3 separate regions of the Homo sapiens genome follow, and regions 2 and 3 are each linked to region 1. A link is an interaction called in ENCODE POLR2A ChIA-PET data of the cell type or tissue named here. Cell type or tissue: Caco-2. All regions are shown on one strand. Links, peaks and the distances in the headings refer to the core of each region. The heading gives the core; the rest is flanking DNA. Region 1 overlaps WIPI2 (WD repeat domain, phosphoinositide interacting 2). Region 2 has its middle 6.8 kb from the start of SLC29A4. Region 3 has its middle 40 kb from the start of WIPI2.

Evidence for each region. Peaks named below come from ENCODE experiments on the same cell type or tissue, not always from the same donor. Only the 100,000 strongest peaks of a DNase experiment are listed, where the experiment ranks them.
Region 2: POLR2A ChIA-PET joins it to region 1 with 9 read pairs; 2 of 35 experiments call an interaction of 5 or more read pairs at or near these places.
Region 3: POLR2A ChIA-PET joins it to region 1 with 5 read pairs; 3 of 35 experiments call an interaction of 5 or more read pairs at or near these places.

What each region holds. Positions count from the first base shown.
Region 1 is chr7:5,220,180-5,225,179 of GRCh38, reverse strand. It overlaps WIPI2 (WD repeat domain, phosphoinositide interacting 2), which reads right to left. Exons shown (of 13, transcript NM_015610.4): 8 at 2,508-2,578. Among named protein-coding and RNA genes, the nearest start is that of WIPI2, 32 kb to the right of the region's middle. RefSeq lists an enhancer at 1,628-2,377. In Caco-2, for the core only: no CTCF peak of the experiment used is centred there; a DNase peak (open chromatin) is centred at 2,259; H3K4me3 peaks cover 193 bases.
Region 2 is chr7:5,270,569-5,281,704 of GRCh38, reverse strand. No RefSeq gene overlaps it. Among named protein-coding and RNA genes, the nearest start is that of SLC29A4, 6.8 kb to the left of the region's middle. In Caco-2, for the core only: no CTCF peak of the experiment used is centred there; no DNase peak of the experiment used is centred there.
Region 3 is chr7:5,145,518-5,155,400 of GRCh38, reverse strand. No RefSeq gene overlaps it. Among named protein-coding and RNA genes, the nearest start is that of WIPI2, 40 kb to the left of the region's middle. In Caco-2, for the core only: no CTCF peak of the experiment used is centred there; no DNase peak of the experiment used is centred there.

The DNA of each region.
Region 1 (5,000 bases), core at 1-5,000:
GACAGAGTGAGACTCTGTCTCAATTATTTAAAAAAAAAAAAAGACAGAGCAAAACTTTCAACAGGGAAAGTGGCTCCAGTGTGTCTTAAAAATCAATCGGCATCCCAAAGCCACTAAATTCATGTGAATTTCTTCATAACCCTAGAAATACAAGATACTTTTAGCCCTGTCCGTAATAGCAAGGGGTTTTCCTGGAGTCAGTGTTGACCATGTGTATGAATTAGGAATGTTCTCGCCTTAATGCAGCATCCAGCGATGGGGGTGGGGTCAGGGAGGTGCAAACGAAACCGCCTTTGCAAAATTATGACTGAGACGGTGAACGAGATCTAGCTTTGCTGACTCCATCTTGCTTGTCATCTCCAAGCCGTCCTTGTTCCTCCCCGGGCATAGGCTGAATTAACTTTGGGAGAAAGTTTGCTTATGGTATTTTGCAGACCCTGCACTTGATGGATCCGGCGGCCCCACACAGATCAATGAACTGGCTCATCTGATCTTGTGGCCCCCAGCCAGGAACTCACTGAGTGCAAGAAGACAGCTCCGACTCCCTAACATTTCATCTCTGACCAGTCAGCCCTCCTGGCTCACTGGCTTCTCCCCACCCAAGTTATCCTTAAAAACTCTGCTCCCTGAATGCTCAGACAGACTGATTTGAGTAGTAGTAAAACTCCAGCCTCCCGCATGGCCAGCTCTGCATGAATTACTTTCTCTACTGCAATTCCCATCTTGATGAATCGGCTCTGCCTAGGCAGCGGGCAAGGTGAACCCCTTGGGCGGTCACCCAAATATTCCATTTGCCACAGGCAAAGGAATGTGAGAAAAATACGTGGAAGGCACTAGAGACGCATGGAGAAAGGGATTTAACCCAAGGATCAAAAAAAGGCCTCCTCGAGGGCGACACTCGACTTGGACTCCCAGGGTTACAGAAGCCGGCCAGGCCACCAGATCTGCCAGCTCACGCAAGACCCTGGTGGATAAAAGAGATCGGCTCTTCTGAGGATCTGAAAGTGCGGTACTGCTGGAGCCAGGACAGGGACAGTGAAACAGAATCAGGCTGGGCGGAAGGGCTGGTGCCGGGAGGCCTGCTGAACCAAGGCAGGGGCCTGGGGCTAATCCTGCAGGACAGAGGTGTGGTGGGAGATGTCAGGTGGGGTGTGATTGGATTATATTTACATTTTTCAAACAGCCTGGGTGAGAGTCTGAAGAACGGCCTGACAGGAATCCAGGGCAACAGCAGAAACCAGGCAAAGCCTGGATCAGGTGGCGTGGCGGGAGAGGCACAGGGCGGGCCCACAGGTGGGAGCTCCCTGGAGGCACCATTCAGGCGGAAGGATGCAGGGCCGAGTCCCTCTGGCTTGGGTGCCAGGGTGCTGGCGGGGGTGGCAAGTGGCGCTATTTACCAAGATGGGGAGTGTGAGGGACGAGGGGCCAGGGGCAAACTGGCCTGGTGGCTTGAGGTGCCCAGTGCCCAGCAGGCAGGAGGAATACGGGCACCTCAAGAAGGAAGCCAGGCTACACGTCCAGCCCCGGGATCAGCACACACACAGGCCACGGGGGTGAGGAAGGGGGTTGGGTGAAGAGCGGCTCCAGGGCAGAAACAGGCACAGGAGGGGAACTGGGCAGAAGCAGCAACACAGGAAAACTCCAGAAAGATGTGGTGTAAGGAAGAAGACCAAGGGACACGAGGAGGCAGGAGCTGGAGGAGCGGTGACGTTTGGGGATACTGAGGTGCACCTGCTGCACCTGTGGGGATCCCATGAGGAAAGGGGACCAGATGGCGGGAGAGTCCCCGAAAGACAGCCCCTCCTCTTTCAACAGCCACCTTCAGGGAGGGAGGTACTGATCCGAGACGTGGAGCCACAGACCTGAGGTGGGGTCCCGCCGACCACGGCCATGCGACTGAAAGTGCTCCCTAGGGCTCCAATCTGAGGCACGGGCTCCAGAGCCCGAGGCCTCCCCCGCTCTACTGTCCGACGAGGGAGGGACAGTCCTGCCTCCAAAGCAGGCGCCACAGGAGGCATGTAAGCACCGATGAGGGAAGCTTTGCAGCCTGGAGGGAGGAAGACAAGAGAACTCCAGGCTGCGGCTTCTGGGTTAAAAGAAGGGGCCAATGCCATTTGCTGAGGGTGGAGGCGGAGCTGGAGAGCTGGAACAGGTTCTCAGAGCGTGGCCTTTAAAGGGGAGGGTGTGCTACCCATGACGTCGCCGCCCCGTCCCTTACAGCAGGCTGGGAGCTGCCGGGCACTGGAGGGCCCACCTGGTTGCGTGAGCTCTTCACAACTCTCACGCTAGCTGGTGGGATCGCAAACAAAAACCCAATTTGCTTTTCTGAAAGTGCTCTTCAATTCCCATGACAAGACCGACGCCCAGATCTTACCCGGTGACCCAGCCGGGCTAGAAATGCTCGTGTGGAATTCTCCTGGGGGTTCTACTTGTTTGTTCATAGATAACATAAAACTGAAATCCAAATACAACCTCCAGAATCCATTCTGGACATTCACGTACTTTACCTCTTTACTCCTCTCCGAAACTCAAAGAGTTTTTGTCCTTCTGGAATGGAAAATACCCTAATCACGGTCCCCTGTGGAAGGAAAAGAGAAAAGAAGAATTTGAGCTGAGTTAAAACAGGAATTTCCCATCTTTCACAGCAGACTGCAAATGCGCCACACGGCTATCTCCAGGACAGCTCTGCCCTGGGCCACCAAGGAGTCTGGGGTCCCCCAGGGCCCCCCTTGAACATCATCTCCACACTTTTTGCCACGAGCATAGAAAAACACTCCCCTGTTCTATTGTTGACTTAATGTTCAATCTTCTCTTTAAACCTATTTTAAATGACTACTTACTCTCAACACTAACAGTCTTCAGGGCAAAAGTGGCATATCATTCTATTGTTCTGAGTCATCTGAAGTTTAAACTATTAAAAATAAAAGCCTGGGCCGGGCGTGGTGGCTCACGCCTGTAATCCCAGAACTTTGGGAGGCCGAGGCGGGCAGATCATCAGAGGTCAGGAGTTTGAGACCAGCCTGACCAACATGGAGAAACTGTGTCTCTACTAAAAATACAAAATTAGCTGGGTGTGGTGGCGCATGCCTGTAATCCCAACTACTCGGGAGGCTGAGGCAGAAGAATCGCTTGAACCCAGGAGGTGGAGGTTGCAGTGAGCCGAGACTGCACCACTGCACTCCAGCTCTGGAGCAAGACTCCATCTCGGGGGGGGAAAAAAAAAAAAAATAAAAGCCTGGATTTGTGTGTGGTACACGGGCAAGACCTTGTGGTCTGACGAGGCTTCGGACCCCACCAAGGTCTTTCCTGCCACTTTAAATTCAGTTACGGATCCAGAGAGCCGATTAGCTGGAAATCTCAACTACCTTATAAGGAGTCAATCCCAACTCACCAAATGGTAAGATGCACATGAAGAAAATCTTACTAAGACAAAGAACTAGGAATACAAGGGAGCTCGGCATGTGCCTGCTTTAATGGGAAGTGTCTTGAAGATGCCAACTTCCCCCAAGTTAATATCAGATCTGTGGATGATGAGACAGACATGAACATCTGGGGGAATAAACAGAGAAGCGCCAAGAAAATAACGAGCAGGACTTTGAATGCTTTAATATTAAAAGAATACTATCAAGTGATATAACGGTATTAAATTAGCACAAAAAGAAATAGACTGATGGAAAGAAAGGCCTTAAAATGGGTAGCATTCCAAATTTGCAGGGCAGGAAGAATTATTCAACATTCACCCTCCTACTATACAAATTTTAGGAGGTTCAAACTGTTAAATATAAAAACTGTTAAGAATATCTAGGCTGATGGAAGGTCAAGGTGGGCAGATCTCCTGAGGTGAGGAGTTCGAGACCACCCTGGGCAACATGGTGAAACCCCCATCTCTACTAAAATACAAAAGAATTAGCTGGGTGTGGGCCAGGTGCGGTGACTCACGCCTGTAATCCCAAGCTTTGGGAGCCCGAGGTGAGTGGTCACCTGAGGTGAGGAGTTCCAGACCAGCCTGGCCAACATGGTGAAACCCCGTCTCTACTAAAAATACAAAATTAGCTGGGCATGGTGGCGCATGCCTGTAATCCCAGCTACTCAGGAGGCTGAGGCAGGAGAATCGCTTGAACCCAGGAGGCGGAGGTTGCAGTGAGCCGAGATCATACCACTGCACTTGAGCCTGGGTGACACAGCAAGACTCCGTCTCAAAAAAAAAAAAAAAAAAAAATTAGGTGGGTGTGGTGGCACGCACCTGTAGTCCCAGCTAGTTGGGAGGCTGAGGCACGAGAATCGCTTGAGCCCCAGAGGTGGAGGCTGCAGTGAGCTGAGATCGCGCCATTGCACTCCAGCTTGGGCTACAGAGAGACTCTGTCTCAAAAAAAAGAAAGAAAGAAAGAAAGAAAAGACTATCTAAGCTGAATGCAGTAACTCATGCCTGTAATCCCAGCACTTGGGGAGGCCAAGACAGGAGAAACACTAGAGTCCAGGAGTTCAAGACCAGCCTGGGCAACATAACAAGACCCCACCTCTACAAAAAACAAAAAAATCAGCTAAGCCTGATGATTCGTTCCTGTTGTCCCAGGAGTGGAAGCTGCAGTGAGCCATGATCATGCCACTGCACTATCTCTGTGTTTGTAAATAGTAAAAAGTGGCTGGGCGTGGTGGCTCACTCCTGTAATCCCAGCACTTTGGGAGGCCAAGGCGGGTGGATCACGAGGTCAGGAGTTCACGACCAGCCTGGCCAACGTGGTTAAACCCCATCTACTCAAAATACAAAAATTAGCTGGGTGTGGTGGCGCGCGCTTGTAATCTCAGCTACTCAGGAGGCTGCGGCAGGAGAACTGCTTGAACCTGGGAGGCAGAGGTTGTGGTGAGCTGAGATCATACCACACTGCACTCCAGCCTGGGGGACAGAACAAGACTCCGTTTCAAAAAAAAAAAAAAAGCAAAAAGCAGCAGATGACCTAAGTGTAGAACACCAAGGAACTGTTTACATAAATTATGGTAAA
Region 2 (11,136 bases), core at 2,560-7,559, 54 kb before region 1:
TGGCTAGGTTGCTTCCCATGACTCCCTTTGCCTGGGAGCCTCCGTTTTTCTCCCAGGTGAATGGAATCATGACCCCGCCCTATTCTCCCTCTACTCACCTGTAGCCTGGCTCTAGGACAGACTGAGCAGAGCCCAGGGGACCCAGGTATAGGACATCAGCCAGCCCTGGGGGACTGGGAGTGTTACTGGCTGGGAGAAGGGTCCAGCCTCGAGGTGAAATCAGGAACCAGGTGGGAATCACACCTGTCCTGGGTCTCTGTGGGGGCCTGTCTATGGGAATCAGGAGAGACCCTCCGGGTCTGAGCCACCAGGTGGGATGGATACAGGCGCCTGCCCAGGCCCCCACCAGGCTCCTACCTGAGGCCCTTCCTTCACTTTCCACCAGATCAGCTCCTTCTCCCCCTTAAGCAACATCTCCGTTGTCAGCGCTCCAGGGAGCCCCCACGGTTTCTTCTGCCCCGCCACCAATGGGGTCAGCACCTTTGCTCCAGGCCTTGCCCATCCCTTCTAAAGGACTGGGAGCCCCCTGAAAGTAGAGACCTGCTTTCGTTCTCTTTGGATCCTCAGTGCGCAGTGAGGCATACAGGGGCTGGCATACAGCAGGAGCCAAATATTTGCTTGAAGGGCAGACTGCATTGGGAGCTGAATAAGGAAGTGTTGAGTGAGGTGACTCCATTCACCTGGGAGCCTCCGTTTTCTCCCAGGTGAATGGAATCACCTGGTGGCGGGGGCTGCTGACGCACTCTTAGGGCGGGACACCCCTCTCCTTCCTCTGCTGCTGTCTGGGCGGAGGTTGGGGGTGCTGCTGCAGGGGGGCCCAGTCCATTGCTCCAACTAGTTAATCTTAAAGTTCATGACGGCTGGGCGCAGTGGCTCACACCTATAATCCCAGCACATTGGGAGGCCAAGGTGGGCGGATCACCTGAGGTCAGGAGCCCGAGACCAGCCTGGCCAACGTGGTGAAACCCCGTCTCTACTAAATATACAAAAATTAGCTGGGCGTGGTGGTGGGCGCCTGTAATCCCAGCTACCCAGGAGGCTGAGGCGGGAGAATTGATTGAACCCAGGAGGCAGAGGTTGCAGTGAGTCGAGATGGCTCCACTGCACTCCAACCTGGGTGACAAGAGCAAAACTCCATCTGGAAAAAATAAAATAAAATAAAATAAAAATAAAGTTCACAAGCTCCAGTGCTTCCCATAAGCCTAGAGCTTTCAACGGGGATCCCTGCCTTGTCCTGGATGTGGGGGTGGGGTTTCCAGATAAGAATTATTTGGTGGGCCAGGTGCAGCGGCTCACGCCTATAATCCCAGCACTTTGAGAGGCCAAGGCGAGAGGATGGCTTGAGCCCAGGAGTTTGAGACCAGCCTGGGCAACATAGAGACTCTATCTCTACCAAGAAAAAAAAAAAAAAAAAAAAAAGCGAAAATAAGCTGGGCATGGTGGTGTGTGCCTGTAATCCCAGCTACTCGGGAGGCTGAGGCGGGAGGATTGTGTTAGCCTGGGAGGTGGAGGCTGCAGTGAGCTATCATTGTGCCACTGCCCCCCAGCCTGGACAATAGAGCAAAGCCCTGTCTCTAAAAATAAATAAGTAAATCAATAATAAAAACATTATTAGGTGCATGTGAGACATTTTCTAGAGGCAGGGGACGCATCAAGGGGTCCCTGCTCCCCTGGAGTTGCACTTAACTGGTGGGTGCTGGCAATAAACAGGTACAGTAATTTCGGAAGCATCAAATGCTTGGAAGACTAGATGGGGGTGGAGCAGGCACCAGCACGTGACTAGGGGACAGGGCTGGGCTTTGGTATCCAGGTGGTCTGAGAAAGCGATATCTGAACTGAGAGATTTGAATGATGGAAATGTTAGTGGGAAGGGTGTTCCCAGCACAGGGAACAGCCAATGCAAAGTGCTGAGTCTGGAAACAGCTCATTTAATTCAAGAACAGGAGGGCCACTGTTGTGGGAACAGGGACAGCGGGGAGAAGGGAGGTGAGGTTGGAGAAGGGAAACAGCCAAGGGGGGTCTTGTTGGCCATGGTGAGGGGTTGGAATCCTTGGAGCAATGCTTTTTTTTTTGAGACAGAGTCTCGCTCTGTCACCCAGGCTGGAGTGCAGTGGTGCGATCTTAGCTCACTGCAATCTCTGCCTCCCCAGTTCAAGCGATTCTCCTGCCTCAGCCTCCCACGTAGCTGGGATTACAGGCACCCACCACCACGCCTAGTTAATTTTTGTATTTTTAGTAGAGACAGGGTTTCACCACTGGTCTCAAACTCCTGACCTCAGGTGATCTGCCTGCCTTGGCCTCCCAAAGTGCTGGGATTACAGGCATGAGCCACCGCGCCCGCCACAAGGCTTTTCTTTTTCTTTTTTTTTTTTTTCCAGATCTCCCCATTGCTGGGTTGCTGGTGGGACTGAAAATGGGACCAACCCTTTTGGAACATAAACTGGCTTAAAAGACATGCTTACCTTTTGGTCCAGAAAAATCTGGCCTGAGGAAATATTTCTAAATGCAGAAAAGTTTTTATATACAAAGACGTTCGTCATAAGAGCCAAACACTGCAAATAGTCCCCTTGGCCAAGACGAGTCCCCGATTTACGTTACCCGCCATGGGGAACAGATGACATGATTGTTATATTTGAAAAACCCAGAGAAATCAGTGAAATAATATGTAACCCTGCAGAGAAATCTGAAGTCACCACCAGGCTATGCGGTTAGGAAGATTTAGAATAATATGGAAAGCTGGCAGCATGACAGCGTTAGGGGATACAGAAACAGCAAAGGGAAACACAAAAGATACCTTCCGCTGTGTGCCAAAAACAAAAAAAAAAAAACAAAAAAGGAAAAAACTGGGTAAAATGATTTTCTGGTAAACTATAAATAAGCAGAAAAGCTGTTATCAGAAAGAAAGAAATCTAAATAGAACAATGGAAAGGGCATGGGGAAATTGGTTAAAGAATTTCTACTTTCCTGCTGGGCGCAGTGGCTCACGCCTGCAATCCCAGCACTTTGGGAGGCCAAGGAGGGCGGATCACTTTGAGCTCAGGAGTTTGAGACCAGCCTGGGCAACACGGTGAAACCCCGTCTCTACTAAAAATACAAAAATTAGCTGGGCGTGGTGGTGCATGCCTGTGATCCCAGCTGCTTGGGAGGCTGAGGCAGGAGAATTGCTTGAACCTGGGAGGCGGAGGTTGCACTGAGCTGAGATCTTACCATTGCACTCCAGCCTGGGAGACAGAGTGAGACTCCGTCTCAAAAAAAAAAGAAAGAAAGAAAGAAAGAAGTTTATAGATTTCACTGTTTATCAGCTGTGCCTAAAAACAAAACTAAACAAAGCCCATACCACATTTTGACCTCTAGCTAACGATATGCATGTTTAAGGGCCAAGTGCCCTAATGTCTGCCACTGACTTTGAAATGCGTGAAAATTTGGAATTGGCAGGTGGATAGGGAGCTACATAGATGGATAGGTAGGGATCAGAAAAGGCAGAGAGCAGAATGCGGGCAGTGAGCACGTGAGTTTTCACTGTGTAATTCTTTCCACTTTTTAAAAAATAGAGATGAGGTCTCACTGTGTTGCCCTGGCTGGTCTCAAACTCCTGGCCTCAAGTGAACCTCACACCTCAGCCTCTGCCTCCCAAAGTGCTGGGATTACAGGAGGGTGAGCTGCCACCTCCTGGCCTTCTTGTTCTTCTTTTTTTTTTTTTAGATGGAGTCTTGCTCTGTCACCCAGGCTGGAGTGCAGTGGTGCGATCTCGGTTTACTGCAACCTCCGCCTCCTGGGTTCAAGAGATTCTCCTTCCTCAGCCTCCTGAATAGCTGTGATTATAGGTGCGTGCCACAACATCTGACTAATTTTTGTATTTTTAGTAGAGACGGGGTTTTGCCATGTTGGCCAAGCTGGTCTCGAACTCCTGTTCTCAGGTGTTCCACCCACCTTGGCCTCCCAAAGCGCTGGGATTACAGGTGCGAGCCACTGCACCGGGCCCTTTTTTTAAAAATAGAGATGGGGTTCTTGCTATGTAGTCTAGACTAGTCTTAAACTCCTGGCCCCAAGCGATCCTCCCGCCTCAGCTTCCCAAAATGCTAGGATTATAGGTGTGAGCCACCATGCTCAGCTTCCACTGTTTTTTATGTTTAAAAATTTCATAGTAAGGTGAGGTAGGAGGATTGCTTGAGGCCAGGAGTTCGAGACCAGCCTGGGCAACATACTGACACCCTTATCTCTAAAAAAATTTTAAAAATTATCTGGGCATGGTGGTCCACTCCTGTAGTCCCAGCTACTCAGGCAGCTGAGGTGAGGGGATTGCTTGAGCCCATGAGGCGGAGGCTGCAGTAAGCTGTGATCCCACCACTGCACACCAGCCTGGGAGACAAAGCGAGACCCCATCTCTTTAAAATAAAACATAATAAAATGTTTGGGGGGAGGAGAGGCCGGGCACAGTGGCTCAGCCTGTAATCCCAGCACTTTGGGAGGCCAAGGCAGGTGGATCACCTGAGGTCGGGAGTTCGAGACCAGTCTAGCCCATATGGTGAAACCCTGCCTCTACTAAAAATACAAAAATCAGCAGGGTGTGGTGGCGGGTGCCTGTAATCCCAGCTACTTGGAAGCATGAGGCAGGAGAGTCACTTGAACCCGGGAGGCAGAGGTTGCTGTGAGCCGAGATCATACCTCTTTACTCCAGCTTGAGTGACAGAGCAAGACTCCGTCTCAAAAAAAAAAAAAAAAAAAAAAGTTGGGGGAAGGAGAGAAAAATAAAGAGAGCCCAGTGGGGCAAACCCCCACCCAGCCCTTGCCGCCTGCCACTGCTCCAGCCGGGCTGTTCCAGGCCGGGCAGCTGTGCCATCTGCTTCTGGCAGAGATCAAACTTAATTCGTTCCCAGCTTATTAACTTAAAGCCCATTAGAATCTTTCCCGTCAATCCGTACACGCAGTGGAGATCAGACAGAGATGGGGTGAAGGGCCCTGCTTGGGACACGGTTCCCTGCGGAGGCAGAGGGAGAGGGGGCTGGCCGGCTGGGCTTTCGGGGGACGAGAGCCTCCCACCTCCTCAGTCTCCCCGGGTGCAGGGAGTGGCTTTCATAGACGTCAGCTCCTCTCATTCGCACAGGGACCTGGGTACCAGCGAACCACCTTTTGCAGACCAGGGAGCCAGCTGGTGAGTGGTGAGGCGGGGGTCCCACTGAGGAATGGTGGGTCTGATCGCATGACACCAGCCATCATCATGGTGACACATTACTGCATTTCTGCTCTCAGCAATTCCAAGACAGGGGCAGGACTGGGCCACCTTATGGTGGGCCTAGGGACCAAGGCTGGCAAGCCTGACCGTGGACAGAAACACCCCTTGCAAACTCGCTGAGCCCCAGGATCAGAGTCCCTGGGCCGTTCCGCGTCAGCCCCATGTCTGCCTTTGCCGGGACGTGACACCGCCTGCTTCCCCTGCATTCAGGCACCATGGAGTCAAACTTGCAAGAGAAAACGAGACCCACGGCCAGGTGTGGTGGCTCACGCCTGTAATCTCAGGACTTTGGGAGGCCGAGGTGGGTGGATCACCTGAGGTCGGGAGTTTGAGACCAGCCTGGCCAATGTGGCGAAACCCCGTCCCTACCAAAAATACAAAAATTAGCCAGGCATGGTGGTGCGCGCCTGTAATCCCAGGTACTCGGGAGGCTGAGGCAGGACAATCGCTTGTACACAGGAGGCAGAGGTTGCAGTGAGCCGAGATCGTGCCACTGCACTTCAGCCCAGGTGATGGAGCAAGACTCCGGCTCCAAAAAAAAAGAAAGAAAAAAAGAAAGAAGAAAGAAAATGAGACCCAACCATCTGGGCCAAACAAGCAAATTCAATCAACAAATTAAGCCCCATGATCCTCTCTGGAGAGGGCAAGGCAGCCTGTGTGCGCTGAACGGCAGGGCTCTGCAGGAACAGGGAGGGGCTGGCGCTCACCCACCAGCTACGCGCCAGGCTCTGGGCCAAGAGTGTCCTCTGCTCAGAACCTCACAGTGACTACAGGAGGGGAGACATCCCAGACAGATGGGAAGCCCAGGCTCAGAGAGGTAGAGGAGCTCACCCAAGTCACACAGTGAGGCCAGGCAGATTCTGGTCCCTCCCCAGGCCGCGGTCCCGTCAGCCCTGCCCGGTTAAGCTGCCCCACTGGACGCCCCCACTCTCATTCCAGGCCCCTCTTCCTGAAGACCAGAGAGGTGCGCCCCAGGCCAGGCTTCTGGGACTGGGGCCCCAAGCCATAGGTGGCCTCCTGGAGCTTCATCCCCCAGGACACCCCAGGCCGGAGAGGTGCGGTAAAGTCTTTCTGGGACTGCGGGCCGCAGCTGGAGGCAGGCCCAGGACAGGAGGAGCCTCCTGGCCCAGCTCCAGGAGCTGTCGGCTGGAAGGAGCACTTCATTACCAGCTGGGCTGCTGTGAACGAGGTTACAGGGGAGGGAGGCCCAAGGGACCCGAGGTCGGCCTGGAGTCCCCTTTCCAGCCAGCTCCAAACCCCTCCATGCAGCTGGGCACCCCAGGCCCTGCTCGAGCCCATGAGGTGCCTCCCCACCCAACCCCCCACTGGAAGCACCAGCCACACCCAATCATGCCCATGCATCTGTAAGGGGTAAGGACTAGTGTTGCCTCCTCCAGGAAGCCTTCCCTGACTGCTGCATGGTAGGAGTGACTCTGAGCACCCTGAGCACACATCGTCTCATCGAATCCTCCCTGTGACCTCTGTGGGAGGCTCAAGGGAATGAGGCCCAGAGAGGTGAAGGCAGCTGCCCAAGGCCACCCAGTGTGGAAGCTTGAATCAGCTCCTCTCTGGGCCTCGTGACAGGGCTGGGTACCGAGGAGGGCCTGATAAGTGTTGTTGAAAGAATTTTGTCAAAAGGGCTGGGTGAAGGGACTACTGTTGGGGACGGAGAGGCAGGGATGCTGCCCAGGGTGCAGCCCCCACCCTGTTGACCCCAGATGAAGGCAGGAAGGATGGCTAGATTCCCACAGATTCATCCAGTCCCTGAGCGCCTACATAATAGCTCCTGTTTTATGCCTTTGGCATTAACGTGCCCATTTCACAGATGAGAAAACTGATGCCAGAGGGCCTGAGGCCAGTGCAAGGTTCCCAGCCGGGCTCCAAGGGAGCACAGAGCCAAGACCTGAACCCAGGTCTGCCTGGGCCCCGAGCCACTGTCCTTCCCAAGACCCCCAGGTCAGCCGAGGATCCTGGCCTTACCTGGTTCTTACCTGGGACTTTCCTGTGCTCCTTCTAAGGCCTCTCCCCGTGGCATCAGCGTCTGCCCGGCATACACACTACTCGGAGAAGCCTTTGTACTCTCTATTTACAAGAGGAGGCTGTGAGCAAATTAGCAGGGTAACCAGGGAAAATGTTTGGCGTCCGTGGGTGAGAGTTGGAGCCATCTGTTCCCAAGTGCTGAGAAAACACTGGAGCACTCCCTGGAGCCGTGGTGCCCGGCAGAGCTCCAGGAAGTGGGACCAGGCACCTGCAGGCTGTGTGTCCTGGGGCAGGGCGCTCACCCTCTCTGGGCCTCAGTGTCTGGATCCGTAAAACCTGCGGGTCTGTCCAGCCTCGTGGCTCCAGGATGCTCCCTGTCTCCTTTCCCCTCCCGCCCCTCTGCTCCTGGGCTCCACACATCCTTTCTGTGCCCGCACCCTGAGACCAAGCCCTTCCCGGGAAGGAAGGCTGGCAGCCTCCACCGTGACGACAGCGCCGGCCTGCCCAGCACCGGCCTTGGGGATTTATTTACCATTGCACTCATTTGTTCCCAAGCTGAAAATAGCTTTATTGTTCCCTCTAAAGACAAAGATAATATTTCACCAATCCAGAAATGTATGCTGTAGAAAAGTAAATCGAGAGAGAGTGCCTCCCCGCCTATGCCAGGCACCTGTCCCTGGGAGCAGCGGCCCAGGACCTGCCAAGCAGCTGGTCACACAGTGGGCCATACACAGGGTGGGATCCTTGACTGGGGTATTTCAGAGACAGAGAGATAAAAAGGGGCGGCGGGGGCTGGGTGCGTTGGCTCGCGCCCGTGATCCCAGCACTTTGGGAGGCTGAGGTAGGCGGATCACCTGAGGTCAGGAGTTCGAGACCAGCCTGACCAATATGGTGAAACCCCATCTCTACTAAAAATACAAAAACTAGTCAGGCGTGGTGGCGCGTGCCTGTAATCCCAGCTACTCAGGAGGCTGAGGCAGGAGAATCGCTTGAACCTGGGAGGCGGAGGTTGGGGTGAGCTGAGATCACGCCATTGTACTCCGGCCTGGGTGACAAAACAAGACTCTGTCTCAAAAAAACAAAAAAAGAGGTAGATGGCGGGGAGGGAGAGAGAGGGAGGGAGAGACAGGAAAAGAGAGAGGGGATGTGAGAGAGAGGGAGAGACAGAGGGAGACAGGAGAGAAAGGGAGAGAGAAGTGGAGGGGGAGAAAGACAGGGAGACAGGGAAAAAGAGAGGATTACTCCTCCCCACCTGGGACTCTTCAGCTCCTTATCAGTGTCCCTGGAGGCTGGGCCTCAGGGGTGGCTCCTTGGGGACAGGTGTCCTTTCCCCCACCTTGCCCTTCTCCCCTAGTCAGGACAGAAGAAGAGTTTCTAGTCTGAGTCTTACCGCCTCCTAACCGTGTGACCTAAGACTTTAAGCCTTTGTCTTACCGAGCCTCAGTGGCCTCAGCTGTAACGTGGGGTAACCATGGCACAGGATAACTCTGAGTTACATGGACCACGTGTGGCAGTCCCTGAGCCGGGGCTGGCACTGAATTGGTGTCCAGCGGCCATTTGCCGTGGTCAATAGGATCAATAAAATGCCCGGGGTATCTGGCCGCTCGGTGGAAATTGACCCACGTGGGGCCTTTGCTGGCCACACCGGGCCCCTTGGTGAGGCTGAGGCACGTCACCTTGTCCATGAGTGGACGTGGACATGGACATGGGCTCCTTTGCTGGAGGGAACAGCTCTGTGCTGTGTCCTGGAACTGCTCCCAGCAGCTCCAGAGAGCTGATTAGCACATTTTCAAGAAATATTGCGAGAAGGTTGTTAAACTCAGCCACTGTTTATTTTATTTTATTTATTTTATTTTATTTTATTTTCTATTTTATGATGGAGTCTCGCTCTGTCGCCAGGCTGGAGTGCAGTGGTGCGATCTCGGCTCACTGCAACCTCTGCCTCCCTGGTTCAAGTGATTCTCCTGCCTCAGCCTCCTGAGTAGCTGGGACTACAGGTGCGCACCACCATGCCTGGCTAATTTTTGTATTTTTAGTAGAGGCGGGGTTTCACCATGTTGGCCAGGATGGTCTCGATCTCTTGACCTCGTGATCTGCCCACCTCAGCCTCCCAAAGTGCTGGGATTACAGGCATAAGCCACCGCGCCTGGCCAGCCATTGTTAAAAATGGAATGAAATAAACATACAAAGGTAATACAAACTCAAAATTCATCACTGTCTAATTATTTGACTAGGGTCTGCATTCTCCGGGTTATTTCCGTCCCTGGTACCCTGTAGGATGGAAATGCCAAATGACAGTGTGCTGTGCGGCTGCGTTCTCTCCCCATATCCAAGTCCAGTGATGTCATCTTGGCACCTTGAAATCAACCACGGACCAGTGCCGTGGTTCACACCTCTAATCCCAGAGCCACAGGAAGCCGAGGCGGGAGGATGGCTTGAACCCAAGAATTTGAATACAGTCTGGGCAACATGGTGAAACCTCAACTCTACAATAAATACGAAAGTTAGCCGGGCGTGGTGGCGTGCACCTGTAGTCCCAGCTACTTGGGAGGCTGAAGAGGGAGGATTGCTTGAGCCTGGGAGGCAGAGGCTGCAGTGGGCTGAAATTGTACCACTGCACTCTGGCCCCAATGACAAAAGCGAGACCCTGTCTCAAATTAAAAAAAAAAAGGAAAAGAAAAAGAAAAAATGAAAGATATGAAACAGGAGCTGGGTGCCTGCCTCTAGTCCCAGCTACTCAGGTGGAGGCCGAGGTGGGAAGATTGCTTGAGCCTAGGAGTTTGAATCCAGCCTGGACAACATAACAAGACCCTGTCTCTAAAATAAAAATTAAAAAAAGAAAAGTATGGACAGAATGTATTTGCCTAGCAGTTTTTCCGCTTGATTTATAACTCTTAAGTATGATGTGTGAGCCTTTCATCGTTTGGCCCTCATCCCAGGCCTTGTATATTTAGGGGTAGGTATGACCTCAAGTTCCAGCCTCCATATCTTCTTTTTTTTAGAGACAAGCTCTTGCTCTGTTTCCCTGGCTGGACTGCAGTGGCACAATCATAGCTCACTGCAGCCTCAAACTCATGGGTTCAAGTGATTCTCCTGCCTCAGCCTCCCTGAGTAGCTGGGACTACAGGAATATGCCACCATGCCTGTAGTCCCAGCTACACAATTTAAAAAATTTTTTGTAGAGACAGGGTCTCACTATGTTGCCCAGCCCTGTCTCAAACTCCTGAGCTCAAGTGATCCTCCTGCCTCAGCCTTCCAAAATGCTGGGATTACAGGCAAGAGCCACTGCACCCAGCCTCTGACTATATGTCTTTGTTCATGCTGTTTTGTCTTCTAAAAACACCAGTCCCCTTGGAAGCCTTCCTGGGCTGTCTGAACATGGCTGTGGTTGTTATAATTATGGGCTGTGAGCCTGATGAGGTGGGGATGGGTCCCAAGGTCGAGGCTCCTTGAGGGGGCTGGTCCCAGCCCGCTAAGAGCACGGGTTGGTGAGAGGTGGCTGGTTTGTCCCTGAAGGAGCTTATCTTGGCTGAATTCTCCTAATCCTCTTGCAGGATTAAGGAAACTCAATGCACGTCTCGTTGATAATGCCCTTTAAGGATTTAATAAGCTTTGGGCTTTCCAAGAGAAAGCCTTGGATGAGGAATTTGAAAAACTTGCCTCAGCTCCAGACTTCGCTTCTCACTCACTGGGTGACCTTGATCTGTGGCTCCATTTCTCTACCTGCAAAGAAAAGGGGTGAGTGGTGGCCTGTGGTCCCTGCGCTGTTGTGTGTCTTAGGGGAGGGCTGCACACAACAGCTGGGACTACAGGTGCGCACCACCACGCCTGGGCTGATTTTTGTATTTTTAGTGGGGGAGGGGGGGGTTTCACCATGTTGGCCAGGATGGTCTCGATCTCTTGACCTCGTGATCTGCCGCCTC
Region 3 (9,883 bases), core at 3,289-8,288, 73 kb after region 1:
CTCCTGCCTCAGCCTCCAGAGTAGCTGGGATTATAGGTACCCGCCACCATGCCTGGCTAATTTTTATATTTGTAGTAGAGATGGGGTTTCACCATGTTAGCCAGGCTGGTCTTGAACTCCTGACCTCAGGTCATCTGCCAGACTTGGCCTCCCAAAGTGCTGGCATTATAGCCGTAAGCCACTGTGTATTTCTTTCTTTCTTTCTTTCTTTCTTTTTTTTTTCTGGGACGGAGTCTCGCTCTGTCACCCAGGCTGGAGTGCAGTGGCGCAATCTCAGCTCAGTGCAAGCTCTGCCCCCCGGGTTCATGCCATTCTCCTGCCTCAGCCTCCTGAGTAGCTGGGACTATAGGCGCCCACCACCACGCCCGGCTAATTTTTTGTATTTTTAGTAGAGATGGGGTTTCACTGTGTTAGCCAGGATGGTCTCCATCTCCTGACCTCATGATCTACCCGCCTTGGCCTCCCAAAGTGTTGGGATTACAGGCGTGAACCACTGTGCCTGGCCTTCAGGTATTTCTGTTTTGTTTTGTTTGTTTTTGTTTTGTTTTGATTTTTTTTTTTTTTTGAGACGGAGTCTCGCTCTGTCACCCAGGCTGGAGTGCAGTGGACGATCTCGGCTCACTGCAAACTCCGCCTCCCGGGTTCACGCCATTCTCCTGCCTCAGCCTCCCGAGTAGCTGGGACTACAAGCGCCCACCACCACACCTGGCTAGTTTTTTGTATTTTTAGTAGAGACAGGGTTTCACCGTGTTAGTCAGGATGGTCTTGATCTCCTGGCCTGGTGATTCGCCTGCCTCGGCCTCCCAGAGTGCTGGGATTACAGGTGTGAGCCACCGCGCCTGGCCAGGTATTTCTTTATAGCAGTGCGAGAACAGACTAATACACTACCTGGTCACTAACTTACTGAACGTTGGCTAAACAATCTGGGCTACAGTTTCCCCAGGTGCAGAACAGGGTTAGTTGCTCTCAGGGCTACCATGAGGAGTCAAAGTTCACTGGAGGTGTCCTGTATACAAAGGTGAAACAGGTGCTCTGCAGAGGAGACAGGAGGCTGCCTTATGATGTTAAAAAAAAAAAAAAAAAAAAGGGGCAGGGGTCTGTTGGTGAAAAATCATTGGCAGCCACCAGGCAGTCAGGAGCCTCCATGGCTTCTATTTTTGGGGGAATGAAGAAATTGATCTTGGTGGCTCACACCCGCAGTCCTAGCACTTTGGGAGTCTGAGGCAGGAGGATCGCTTGAAGCCCGGAATGCAAGACCAGCCTGGGCAACAGAGTGAAACCTTGCCTCTACAAAAGATACAAAAATTAGCCAGGCATGGTGGTGTGCGCCTGTAGTCCCAGATACTTGGTAGGCTGGGGTGGAAGGATCTCTTGAGTCCAGAAAGTTGAGGCTGCAGTGAGCTTTGACCACACCACTGCACTCCAGCCTCAGCAACAGAGTGAGACCCTGCCTCTGAAAAGGAAAACATTGTAATATAAAAATATATTATTTATATATAATATATAATATGTATTATAGGCCCAGTGTGACGGCTCATGCCTATAATCCCAGCACTTTGGGAGGCTGAAGGACACAGATCACTCGAGGTTAGAAGTTCAAGACCAGCCTGGCCAACATGGTGAAACCCCTTCTCTATTAAAAATATTAAAAAAGGGCCAGGCACGGTGGCTCACACCTGTAATCCCAGTACCTTGGGAGGTCGAGGTGGGCAGATCACCAGGTCAAGAGATTGAGACCATCCTGGCCAACATGGTGAAACCTCATGTCTACTAAAATTACAAAAATCAGCTGGGTATGGTGGCATGTGACTGTAGTCCCAGCTATTTGGGAGGCTGAGGCAGGAAAATCACCAGAACCTGGGAGGCAGAGGTTGCAATGAGCCAAGATTGGGCCACTGCACTCCAGCCTGGGTGACAGAGCGAGACTCTGTCTCAAAGAAACAAAACAAAAAATCAGCCAGGCATGGTGACACATGTCTGTAATCCTACCTACTTGGGAGGCTGAGGTGGGGAGATCACTTGAACCTGGGAGGCAGAGGCTGCAGTGAGCCCAGATTGCCCCAGTGCACTCCAGCTTGGGTGACAGAGCGAGACTGTCTCAAAAAAAAAAAAAAAAAAAAAAAAAAGTCACCGGGTGCAGTGGCTCATGCCTGTAATCCCAGCACTTTGGGAGGCCGAGGTGGGTGGATCACAAGGTCAGGAGATCAAGACCATCCTGGCTTACATGATGAAACCCCGTCTCTACTAAAAATACAAAAAATTAGCCAGGCGTGGTGGCGGGTGCCTGTAGTCCCAGCTACTCGGGAGGCTGAGGCAGGACAATGGCATGAACCCGGGAGGCGGAGCTTGCAGTGAGCCAAGATCGAGCCACTGCACTCCAGCCTGGGTGACAGAGCAACGCTCTGTCTCAAAAAAAAAAAAAGATATCATCTGTTACATATTATATATAATATAAACTATATATTTATAATATGAACTATATGATATAAAAATCTTTATAAAGACATATTTATATAATATATAGTATATAATATATAATACAAACCATATTATATAAAATATATTGTAATTTATATATAAATAGTTTTGCATTTATGTATTTTTATATTACATAAAAATATATTTATATTACATATAAAATATATTTATGCAATATATTACATATAAATAACATTTTATATTACATATATATAATTATATATATTTTTTTCTGAGACAGAGTCTTACTCTGTCACCCAGGCTGGAGCGCAATGGTATGATCTCAGCTCGCTGCAGCCTCCACCTCCCGGGTCAAGCGAGTCTCCTGCCTCAGCCTCCAGAGTAGCTGGGATTATAGGCACCTGCCACCACACCTAGGTAATTTTTCTATTTTTAGTAGAGACGAGGTTTCACCATGTTGGCCAGGCTGGTCTCAAACTCCTGACCTCAGGTGATCCACCCACCTTGGCCTTCCAAAGTGCTGAGATTACAGGCGTGAGCCACCATGCCTGGCCTATTTTATATTTATATTTTATATATCCATATTTTTATATTTTACATACAAATATATATTTTTATGTTATATATATTCATTATATATTATATATATAAAATATCAAACCATGGAGACAGTGTTAAGCATCTTCCCAGTACATGGCCCTGATAAAATGCCATTTTTCCTGTTGCTATTTTTTCCCAGTGGAGACCTGGAAGCAGGATGGCACAGAAGACCCGGAATGAGCCAGTGCGGTTAACAAGAGGAAGCACATGAATTGGAAAGCTCAGTGAGCTCTTGTTTAGATAATAGGATCCATATATCACTAGTGATATGTTCCTTGATTCTCTTGTGATCCATAGATTCCTTCTCCCTCTCTTCCTTTCCTCCGTCCCTCTCTCTGTTGGCATTTTATTTGTAGAAAAAAGTGTAGAATTTCTTACAGCCTGGATTTTGCAGATTGTCTCATTGTGGTGTCATTTGACATATTTTTCTGCTGCCCTTTTATGTCCTGTAATTTGTTGATTAGATCAAGAGGCTTAGACTCAAGTTTTTTTTTTTTTTTTTTCCCCAGGATTACTCATAGGTGATGTCGTGTACAGCCATATAGATGGACAGGATGTCTGGTTTTCTTATTTTTTTTTTTTCAAAAAGATGTCAGCAGTCATTGGTGATCATTACCTAAGGGTGTTTTTGTTTGTTTGTTTGTGTTTGAGATGGAGTCTTGCTCTGTCGCCCAGGCTGGAGTGCAGGGGCGCGATCTTGGCTCACTGCAAGCTCCGCCTCTTGGATTCACGCCATTGTCCCGAGTAGCTGGGACTACAGGCGCCTGCCAACACACCCGGCTAATTTTTTGTATTTTTAGTAGAGACGGGGTTTCACCGTGTTAGCCAGGATTGTCTCGATCTCCTGACCTCGTGATCCACCCGTCTTGGCCTCCCAAAGTGCTGGGATTACAGGCGTGAGAAAAAAAAAGTTTTTTAGAGATGATGTCTTGCCATGTTGCCCAGGCTGGTCTTGAACTGGGCTCAATCGATCCTCCCACCGTAGGCTCCCAAAGTGCTGGAATTACAGGTGTGAACCACCAAGCCCAGCTAGAGCACTCATTTAGGAGTCTAGTTTTCTGACTCCTTCGGAGTCACATGGATTTTTTTAATGAGAAATAATCATTGGTGATTTTTTTTTTTTTTTGAGATAGTCTCACTCTGTTGCCCAGGCTGTGGATTAGTGGCATGATCTTGGCTCACTGCAACTTCCACCTTCTGAGTTCGAGCAATCCTTCTGCCTCAGCCTCCCAAGTAGCTAGCACTACAGACAGGTGTGCACCACCACACCTGGCAAATTTTTTTTTTTTTTTTTTTGGAGACAGAGTCTTGCTCTCTTGCCAGGCTGGAGTGCAGTGGTGTGATCTTGGCTCACTGCAACCTCTGCCTCCTGGGTTCAAGCGATTCTCCTGTCTCAGCCTCCTGAATAGCTGGGACTACAGGTGCGCACCACCACACCCAGCTAATTTTTGCATTTTTAGTAGAGACGGGGTTTCACCGTGTTGGCCAGGGTGGTCTTGATCTCTTGACCTCAGGATCCACCTGCCTCGGCCTCCCAAAGTGCTGGATTACAGGCATGAGCCACTACTTCCGACAAATTTTTGTATTTTTTAGTAGAGACAGGGTTTCACCATGTTGCCCAGGCTGGTCTTGAACTCCTGGCCTCAAGTGATCCACCCACCTCAGCCTTCCAAAATGCTGGGATTACAGATATGAGCCACCACGTTCGGCTTTATCAGTAATTTTTAGAGCACTTTTATTTTGGGAGCTCTATTACAGCAGTTTTATCCATGTCCTAAATAATATAGTTGCATACGTTCTTAGCTCTCATTTTGTAATTAGAGTTGGAATATTCCCCTTCCCATTCATTTTACAGGAGTTTTCATGTTATCTTGATATTAGAAGATGATAGCTGTAAGAGTTTTATTTTCTCTCTTACTAGGGAAGATAGGAAAAATAATAAAGATTTTATCTTTGGAAAAATAAACAAGTGATAGACAAATCTCTGGTGACACTAATCAATATAAAAGAGAAATTATTGGAAAACTCTCTAAAAATAGATATAGGAATTTAATTTTTTTTGCTACTGTTTCATAGCAACCATGAATTTATTGGGAAGGAAAACATTTTCAACCATTTATTATTACTTTTTCTTTTCTTTTTTTTTTTTTTGAGAGGGAGTCTCAATTTGTTGCCCAAGCTAGAGTGCAGTGGCGCTGTCTCTCCTTACTGCAAACTCTGCCTCCTGGGTTCAAGCAATTCTCCTGCCTCAGCTTTCCTAGTAGCTGGGATTACAGATGCCTGCCACCACACCCAGCTAATTTTTGTATTTTAGTAGAGACAGGGTTTCACCATGTTGGCCAGGCTGGTCTTGAACTCCTGACCTTGTGGTCCGCCCGCCTTGGCCTCTCAAAGTGCTGGGATTACAGGCATGAGCCCCCTCCCCCAGCCTATTATTACTTTTTTTTTTTTTGAGACAGGGTCTCGCTCTGCTGGTCAGGTTGGAGTGCAGTGGTGTGATCATAGCTCACTGCAGCCTCAAGCTCCCAGGTTCACGCGATCCTCCTACCTTGGCCTCCCAAAGTGCTGGGATTACAGGTGGGAGCCACTGTACTAGCCTTTGTACCATAATAAAATAAAGTCAGCCCTTCATATTTGGAGGGGATTGGTTCCAGGACACAACCCCTTTGTATTAGTTCATTCTCATACTGCTATGAAGAACTACCTGAGACTGGGTAATTTATAAAGAAAAGAGGTCTAATTGACTCACAGTTCTGCAGCCTGTACAGGAAGCGTGGCTGGGGAGGCCTCAGGAAACTGACAGTCATGGCGGAAGGCAAAGGGGAAGCAGGAATGTCTTACATGGCCAGAGCAGGAGGAAGAGAGAGAAAGACGGGAGGTGCTGCACACTTTTAAACAACCAGCTCTCATGATAAGTCACTCACTCTCACGAGTACAGCACGAAAGGGGAAACCTACCCCCATGATCCAATCGCCTCCCACCAGACCCACCTCCAACACTGGGGATTATAATTTTTTTTTTTTTTTTTTTTCCTGAGATGGAGTCTTGCTTTGTTGCCCAGGCTGGAGTGCAGTGGTGCAATCTCAGCTCACTGCAGCCTCTGCCTCCCGGCTTCAAGCAGTTCTCCTGCCTCAGCCTCCCAAGTAGCTTGGATTACAGGCATGTACCACCATGTCCGGCTAATCTTTGTTTTTTTAGTAGAGACGGAGTTTCATCATGTTGGCCAGGGTGGTCTCGAACTCCTGACCTCAGGTGATCCACCTGCCTCGGCCTCCCAAAGTGCTGGGATTACAGGTGTGAGCCAGCGCGGCCAGCCGGGGATTATAATTTAACATGAAATTTGGGCGGGGACACAGACCCAAACCATATCACCCTCATACCCAAATCTGCCATACTCAAATCCCACAGTTGGCCTTGCGGAACTGTGTATATGAAAAGTTGGGCTTGTATTTATTTGAGTTTCACATCCCTCAAATACTGTATTTTCTATTTGTGTTTGGTTGAAGAAAAAAAAACCTGCATATAAGTGGACCTTCGAAGTTCAAACCCATGGTGTTTGAGGGTCTACATAGTGTATTTTTTCCCCACTGATCTAAAATACAAATTTGTAGAGAAATCTTGAAAAAGTAATAGGCATAACAAATATCTGAGTTAAAAACATGTCCTGATTAAAGGACAATCTGGAAGAAAATATGTATAACCAAAATGACCTAAAGAGGAAGAAAGGAACAAATGACGTAAAACCCCAAAAGGATTATTCTTTTATATGCATATATATAATTTTTTTTTTTTTTTTTTTTTTTTTGAGACAGAGTCTTGCTCTGTCGCCCAGGCTGGAGTGCTGTGGCGAAATCTCGGCTTACTGCAACCTCTGCCTCCTGGATTCAAGTGATTCTCTTTCAAACAATTCTCCTGACTCAGCCTCCTGAGTAGCTGGGATTACAGGGCCCACCACCACGCCCAGCTAATGTTTTTATTTTTTTATTTTTATTTTTGAGATGAAGTTTCGTTCTTGTTGCTCAGGCTGGAGTGCAGTGGTGCAATCTTGGCTCACTGCAACCTCCGCCTCCTGGGTTCAAATGATTCTCCTGCCTCAGCCTCCCGAGTAGCTGGGATTACAGGCATGCGCCACCACACGTGGTTAATTTTTTTTGTATATTTAGTAGAGACGGGGTTTTGCCCTGTTGGTCAGGCTGGTCTCAAACTCCCGACCTCAGGTGATCCGCCCATCTTGGCCTCCCAAAGTGCTAGGATTACAGGCGTGAGCTGCTGGCTAATTTTTGTATTTTTAGTAGAGACGGGGTTTCGCAATGTTGGTCAGGCTGGTCTGAAACTCCTGACCTCAGGTGATCCACCCACCTTGGCCTTCCAAAGTGCTGGGTTTACAGGTGTGAGCCACTGTGCCTGGCCCCAAAAGGATTATTCTGAAAAGAGTCTCCACCCACAAGATTTGTAAATGAATCATTTTTATGGAGATGATTTCTACTGTTTATTTGTTTTCTTTTTGTTTTGTTTTGTTTTTTTGAGATGGAGTCACACACTGTGGGCTCAGGGCTGGAGTGCAATGGTGCTATCTCGGCTCCCTGCAACCTTTGTCTGCTGGGTTCACGCAATTCTCCTGCCTCAGCCTCCTGAGCAGCTGGGATTACAGGCCTACACCATCACACCTGGCTAATTTTGTGTATTTTTAGTAGAGCCAGGGTTTCACCATGTTAGCCATGATGATCTCGAACTCCTGTCCTCGTGATCTGCCTGCCTCGGCCTCCTAAAGTGCTGGGATTACAGGCATGAGCCACTGCGCCCGGCCTAGTGTTGATAATTCTCTCTAGAACCACACGGTAGAAACCACAGGTAGAATCTACCACAAGTTAGAAATCTATGTAGTTGAATGTGCAAAGGACTCCAATTACTGATGTCCAAACTTGATCCAGGAAACCAGATACAAAACCTTTTACAAAGAGACAAAATATTTTTGTAGAAACAAAAGGAAAAGCCAGCTGGGCGGCTGGGTGTGGCGTCTTATGCCTTTAATCCCAGCACTTGGGGAGGCTAAGATGGGAGGATCCCTTGAGCTCAGGAATTCAAGACTAGCTTGGGCAACATAGACCACATCTCTACAAAAATTAACAGAATTAGCTGGGCATGGCAGCATGTGCCTGTGGCCCAAGCTCCTCAGGAGGCTGAGGTGAGAGGATTTCTTGAGCCTTGGAGGTCGAGGCTGCAGATCGCACTACTGCATTCCAAGCTGTCTCAGAAAAACAAACAAACAAAAAAACCAACAAGCGATCCCATGTTATAAAATAAAAGGATTGTTTTTCTCCCACTCAAAAAGAGCATGATTAGCTGGGCATGGTGGCATATGCCTGTAGTTCCAGCTACTCAGGAGGCTGAGGTGGGCGGATCACCTGAGCCTGGGGAGGTTGAGGCTGCAGTGAGCCGTGATCATGCCACTGCCCTCCAGCCCGGGCAACAGAGTGAAACCCTGGCTCAAAACAACAAACCATAGGCCGGATCTAAGAGTAAATTTTAAAAAGTCTCAGTGGCTGTGTCCAGTAATTCAAAATAGATTGATATGAAGCTTACTGTTTAAACATATTAAAAACTGAAATCATTGGATAATTTTCAAATAAAATCACATGGAGACATTCAGTGTCCCCCTCCATGATATATGAAACCATAAGGAATATCAATTTTAGACAAATATTATGCTTGTTTGAACTCTACAGACAATTCCATTAACATTGTAAAACAGGAATTCTAATTTACTAAGTTAAATAAACTAGGATATCTCAAAGTTTTAAACATTACTAACTTCAAAGGTAGAAATGGTCAAGCATACAAAAAGCATCATTTTAAACTTTATTAAACTTCTTTTACTCTCACTTTGTAAGTTTTGGATAAATTTATTTTTTAAGTTATTTGGTGATGGAGTCTCGCTCTTTCATTCAGGCTGCAGTGCAATGGTGTGATCTTGGCTCACTGCAACCTTCGCCTCCTGGATTCAAGTGATTCTTCTGCCTCAGCCTCCCGAGTAGCTGGGATTACAGACACTCGCCACTGCATCCGGCTAATTTTTGTATTTTTAGTAGAGACAGGGTTTCACCACATTGGCTAGGCTGGTCTCGAACTCCAGACCTCGTGATCTGCCTGCCTCAGCCTCCCAAAGTACTGGGATTACAGATGTAAGCCACCGCACCCGGCCTTTTTTTTTTTTTGAGATGGGCTCGTGTTCTGTCGCCCAGGCTGGAATGCAATAGTACGATCTCTACTCACTGCAACCTCCACTCCCGGGTTCAAGCAATTCTCCTGTCTCAGCCTCCTGAGTAGATAGGATTACAGGTGCCACCACGCCCGGCTAATTTTTGTATTTTTAGAAGAGACGAGACTTAGCCATGTTGGCCTCAAACTCCTGACCTCAAGTGATCCACTTGCCTTGGCTTCCCAAAGTGCTGGGATTACAGGCGTGAGCCACTGTGCCTGGCCTACAGATAAAATTTTTTTAAAAAAAGAGATGGAGGTCTCACTGTTTCCCAGGCTGGAGTGCAGCAGTGCAATCCTGGCTCACTGCAGCCTTGACTTCTGACCTCAACTGAGCCTCCCGCCTCAGCCTCCCAAGTAGCTGGGATTACACGAGCAAGCCACCACGCCCGGGTCCCAGACATCATTTTTATGCAGGGGTTCCTCCAAGGTAAATATTGAGATGGGCTACCTCTGATTCCTCGCCTATGAAATGAAAGTAATGACATCTATTTTGGGGACTATCATGAGGACTGAAGGATAGGCCTTAATATAAAAATAAAGTTTTTAGCCAGGCACTGTGGCTCACGCCTGTAATCCCAGCAGG